Regions from separate parts of the Homo sapiens genome. Here region 1 is linked to region 2. Evidence: chromatin loops called from intact Hi-C (ENCODE). Cell type or tissue: MCF 10A. All regions are shown on one strand. Each heading gives the region's core, and the rest is flanking DNA. Links, peaks and the distances in the headings are about the cores only. Region 1 has its middle 12 kb from the start of RMEL3. Region 2 overlaps RMEL3 (enriched in melanoma 3).

The links. Hi-C counts contacts between places; a loop is a spot of excess contacts. Peaks named below come from ENCODE experiments on the same cell type or tissue, not always from the same donor. Only the 100,000 strongest peaks of a DNase experiment are listed, where the experiment ranks them.
Region 1: a loop joins it to region 2, with 4 times the contacts of the local background. A loop is called at or near these places in 6 of 110 quality-filtered maps.

The regions. Positions count from the first base shown.
Region 1 is chr5:57,382,081-57,385,001 of GRCh38, reverse strand. No RefSeq gene overlaps it. Among named protein-coding and RNA genes, the nearest start is that of RMEL3, 12 kb to the left of the region's middle. In MCF 10A, for the core only: a CTCF peak has its summit at 1,656 (motif pointing left); a DNase peak (open chromatin) is centred at 1,541.
Region 2 is chr5:57,493,200-57,496,120 of GRCh38, reverse strand. RMEL3 (enriched in melanoma 3) reads right to left here. Exons shown (of 4, transcript NR_186596.1): 2 at 1,896-2,046. Among named protein-coding and RNA genes, the nearest start is that of ACTBL2, 12 kb to the right of the region's middle. RefSeq lists enhancers at 1,170-1,229, 628-1,827. In MCF 10A, for the core only: no CTCF peak of the experiment used is centred there; a DNase peak (open chromatin) is centred at 1,260.

The DNA of each region.
Region 1 (2,921 bases), core at 182-2,681, 110 kb after region 2:
GCCATTCCCCCTGCAAAGGCCAACAGCATCTCTCGATCTCTGGGCAAGAACTTCATGTTTGCTGACCCATACTCACTTCTCTTGGCCAGAAGACATTTTTTAAGACAGGGTCTTGCTCTGTCACCCAAACTGGAGTGCAGTGGCACAATAATAGATAACTATAACCTTGAACTCCTGGGCTCAAGGAATCCTACTGCCTCAGCCTTCCAAGAAGCTAGAACTACAAGCGTACACCATCATGCCTGGCTAATTTTTTATTTTTTGTAGAGGCAGGGTTTTGCTATGTTTCCCAGGCTGGTCTCCAACTCCTGGCCTCAAGTGATCCTCCTGCAACAGCCACCCACAGTACTGGGATTACAGGCGTGAGCCCCCACACCTTGTCTGATGTTGTTGAGGCACAGATGTGTGTTGAAAAAAGTGAAGCCTGCTCCAGGCTTCACAGGGGAATTCATCTTGCTAATCACACCTATTTAATTTTTTTCATTTTATTTTATTTTATTTCATTCCAGGATACATGTGCGGGACATGCAGGTTTGTTACATAGATGAACATGTGCAATGGTGGTTTGCTGCACCTATCAACCCATCACCCAGGTATTAAGCTCCACGTGCATTAAATATTTATCCTGATGCCCCCCGACTCCGCCCTCAAAGAGGCCCAGTGTGTGTTGTTCCTGTCCCTGTGTCCATGTGTTCTCATTGCTCAACTCCCATTTAGAAGTGAGAACATGTGCACTCATAAGTGGGACTTGAACAATGAGAACACATGGACACAGGGAGGGGAACATCACACACCGGGGACTGTTGTGAGGTGGGGGGAGGGGGGAGGGATAGCATTAGGAGATGCTAAATGACGAGTTAGTGGGTGCAGCGCACCAACATGGCACATGTATACATATGTAACAAACCTGCACATTGTGCACATGTACCCTAAAACTTAAAGTATAATAATAATAAAATTTAAAAAAAAAGAAGTGAGAACGTGGTGTTTGGTTTTCTGTGCCTGTAATCACACCTATTTTAATATAAAAGGTTATATTTAGATGATTAGAAATTAGTAACCATACAGCTAGTAGAAATTATTGCTCTCTTTTCTAAAATTCTCGGGATTGCAAAGATCATTAACAGCCAACAGAGGCAAAGACAGTCCCTAAGTCCATTTTCAGTGTTAGAGCTTCCTGCACATTCCATCCAGAACGATCATCCAGCCCTTAACAGGTCAGCACTCTTTCCCATCAGATCCTGCCTCGGGTGCAGCTCTGCAGCACTGTGTCCACAGGAATCTCAAGAAATCCTGAGACCTTAGCAAAAACTGTACAACGGTTCTTTAAATTGAAAAAAAAATGTAAAAAACGTGCATCAACACTATTTTGCATTAGCTGCGTCTATGCATGTCATGTAGGTTGGAAATGAATCATCACTTAGAAATTATTTTGGTGCAAAAGCTAAACATAAAGACTCCACCAAATAAACAGTTTTTATAAAAAGGTTTTATGTGACAACAGTCCCTTCTGGGGCATCAACTCCCGGAAATGATGAAATGTGACTCATTAGCATGGAACAACTCATATTCCAAACAGAGACTGCAGTTACTGCTGGGGAACTCGTTCCCCAGAGCAACGTTCTTATCTCTCCGCCTGCTGGCCAAGAGGCCAGCCTGGGTGATGATGCAGCATCCTTTGCTCTCTTGCCCTTATCTGATCAGCTTTTGCTTCAAAACTGAGCTGGATCATTTCCACTCTGCAAAGGTAATGGCCCAGCATGATTCTCACTCCTTTGATGAAAGCCACAGAAATCCCTCAACCTACAGCAAGTTCCCTTTCAGGAGATCAAAGCACTAGTTTAGCTTGCTTATTGCCCACAACTATCCACTATCTTAATAGTTAATGTCCTAAATAGTTATCTCACCCTATAATTGGGACCCCCTTTTTCCAAATTCTAGTATAACAAGACTCTTCAACAGGAGAATTTCTTTGCTCGTTTATGTGAATTATGCAAAATGGAAATTACATGTGTTGAAAACCAGGAGAAGGGGGGAAAGCATAAGGAATAACAGAGAGTGGTGAAGTGGATGGTAGAGAAAGGACAGTGGGTTCATAAGGATCATAGTAGTTAACATTAATTCTGTGCTTACTGTGTGCCACATACTGTGCTAAGCAGCTTGCATGTATTAACACTGAATCATTACTGTAACTCCATGAGGCACGGACTTCTCAGCAAACCCATTTATGCAGATGAGAGTCTGGAGGGCTAGGAAGCACTGCAGAACCACCAACCATCTCCTCTTCTGGGTTCACAGCAAACTAGGCTTTTGTAGTAGGTTGGATTGTTGGCCCCATTTCTTTCCCACCCTGTGTATCCAGGCCTGTTCCATGTGACTTTACAGCCCCTCACACTAGAGACAGAAGATAATTACCAATTGATGTGACTTGGTTTTGCCCATGAGATGTGAGCAGACATAATGTGTTTGCCTGTTTGGGTTTGCCCTCCTGTAGTGTGTGAATCATGTCTCCTAAAAATTTGTGTCCACCTGGAACCTCAGAATATGACCGTATTTGGGAATAGGGTCTTTGTAGATGTAATTAAGGTAAGGATTGAAAGGAACTTATGATCATACTGTCATACTAAAGTAAGGCAGGCCCTAAATCCAATAAAAGTGCCCTTGCATGAGACAAGACGCAGAAACATGAAAAGAATGCCAGAGGACAGAGGTAGAGATTGGAGTAATGCTGCTACAAGCCATGGAAAACCTGCAGCCACCAAAAACTGGAAGAGATAAGTAAGGCCACTTTCCTAGAACTTTTGGGGGGATCATGGCACTGCCTACACATTCATTTTTAACTTCTAGCCCCCAGAACTGTAGAAGAATAAATTTTCATTATTTTAAGGCACCAAGTTTGTAGTATTTTGTTATGACAGCCC
Region 2 (2,921 bases), core at 145-2,644:
GTTTCTATTCCTTACATTGTCCCTACCTCCTTTCTGTTCCTTTTGTTCCCATTGTTTCTGTTGATTGTGTCTTTCAAATTAGAAGCTTTTGTCAAATAGCTGATGTCCCTGGCTGTCCCTTAACCTTTAAAAGCAAGGCAATAAAAAGCTGACTGGAAGCTCTGTGCCTTAAGGAGACAGGCTGCTCTGTAGGATGATTTGGCTGGGCTTTTGATTGAGGGATCCCTAAAGTTGATATCTGTATGCCTTTCCAATTAGGCTCATCCACCCTCTTGCCTAAGGGATAAAAGCCTGGCTGCCAGCATGTTCTTGAAGGCAGGTTGGGAAAGGAGGCTGAGGACCTCTCTATGCACTATGTAGACTTTTACATAATTCCTCTGTGGAGTCTATTTTACAACAGATGTGGTTTTATAATACAAATTAGCTCCTACGCAGTTGGTAAATAGAAAAATTATGTCAGTATAATGCAGAATTAATTTATATGCAATACTTCCTCTGCTCAAGAAAACAGGATGTGGAGCAGAAGTATAACCTTCGGTAGGAAAGGAAAAAGTTTTTAATGGTTGCTGCTCTGGCAATAGAAACCGTTTGCCTGTGGTTTGAAAATTAAAAACAAGTACTTAAACCTGGGCTTCACCCTCGAAGCGGCTACACCCCACACCTGTGGGACTCTTGACTCCTGGCAGGTGGTATTGTCTCTGTGGCACCTTCAGGGCAGCCACACTGACTGAGAAGGCCACTTCTACTGCATTGTCGGAGTTCCTACCAGCTCTGCTCTTGTGTATGTGTTACTAACATTCTCTCTCAATTATTCCTCTGACTTCACAACAATTGTAACAGGCCCCAGCCACACGCAGCCTGCCTCAATAGTACAAGTTAATTTCCTGAGTATCAATTATTGTCTTTACTAGTGCTTTGCATAAGTTGTGAATTTTCTACCTCAATCTTTTTTTGCACATGGCCTTACTTTTTGTGTGCAAGTTTGAAAACTGAATTTTTCAGGAATCTCATCCTTATTGTGCCTTAAGCTTGTTTCCAAAACTGGCCACAACTCTTTCTTTCCCTGTAGCCACGTTCCTTTGCAATGTGACTTTGCAGCCCTGTCCATCAAGAGGTAGACCCTATCCCTCCCCAGCTCTTGAATCTGAGCTACACTTGTGACTTGCTTTGCCCAACTGAATGCATAGAAGAGACACTGTGTCAGTTCCAAGCCTAGGCCTCAAAAGTCTTTGCATGCCTCGACTAGCCCTCTTGGAACCCTGCCCAGCCACAATGTAAGAGCCTGGGCTTTGCCTACAGGAGGAGAGCAGACCACATTCACCAGAAGTGAGTCAGCCCGGCTTTCCCAGCTAAAGCTTCAGAGATAAGGGGCAGGGTTGGGGAGGAGTTCTCTGATGAATTTGCTTTTTTATCCGTATCTTCAGCCTATTTCCCTGTTTCTGACCCTAATTTGTCCCCACTTTTGGAAGTTCCTAGGTTTCCATTACTGAGTCTTTCTGGGACTCTAGTAAGACCACTTTTGCTTCTGGGCCTCCCCCACTCCCATGGAGGCTCTGTTTCCTCAGGGCTGAGTTACCACTGGTTCACCTCTCTCTTGCTTTAAAAATGTTATTGCTGTTATTGTTATTGTCCTGCTCTCTTTATCATTGTTTTTAATGTCTTTTTATTTCCTTACTGCAAAGTTTAGTGGTGTTTGGAGAGAACATGTAGATAAACCCAAGTGTTTAATCTGCCAAACTTAACAAGAAGTCTCCTCACTTCATTTTACAGATGAGGAAACAGAAGTCTATGAAGCTAAGTGGCTTGCCCAAAGCCACCTGAGTAATTAGTAAAAAATCTGAAACCACCTAGAATTCTGGAACCACTCCAATGTTCTTTTCTCTATTCCATGCTACCTTTGCAATTATGTCAGGAAGCCCATCTGATGGAACGAAATCCTCCCCTCATTGAATGTCTGTAGATTTCTTCTGTGCACATAAGATTCTGCAGTGCCATCGTCTGTTCCAGCCTTGACAAATACAGTGAGAAGCCAATTCAATCAGCATTCTAAAATATACAATAAAAGCATATTACTTTTCCCTGCTGATGTTTAAACCATCATCCACATAGAATTGCAAATTTTTGTATGCTCGCAGATTATGTGTAAACTCTCAGGCACAAATTAGAAACTATTCCATCAGTGTTTAAAATTCTAACTACATAAACAAATGCCTGTGCTCTAAACTGAAACAAATTGCAAGGTATACAACGTAGCCTTGTTGGACAGGGCAATGACTTTCAAGCCAGTAAGAAATGGCCAGAACAGGTGCTTCAGAATATGCTAATAACCTTTCCTGACATCCAATGGCCCACAGATATCTAGTTACAGGTATCTAGTTTCTGCCTATAAGCATCACTGATTATGCAGAAGAGCCTGCTTCAGATGTCAGGGTCACTTATGCGAAGCCTTCATATCATCTCCCAGCCCATTCCGGGGATGTGCTCAGCATCTCCACACAACTCCAGTGGGCATCAAGTCAGTGTGGAGCATCATAGGAGCACACAGAACATCCCATACCTCCAAACCCCAGGAGTAAAAAAGCACTACATCTAGATAGGTAAGAGACATCTCCTGTCTTGTCTCTTCACATCTAGACACTGCCTAAATCAATGAATCCCAAAAAACAATTTAGCTTCCATAGAGAATGTTGCCACACCTGACACAATAGAATGAGCCTCTGCCTGGTTTACAGAACTCAAACCACTCAAGTCAAACACTAGATATTTGCTTCAGTGTCTTTCACCAATTGTCTACCTCACTTTAGCCATCCCAAGCTTCCTTTTCTTGTGCTAACAATAGATTCCTACCCAATACATGGGGTTGGCTCAGTACCCATTAGGATACCTGCCAGGAATGTTGTGCTACCATTCTTGACCCTGCT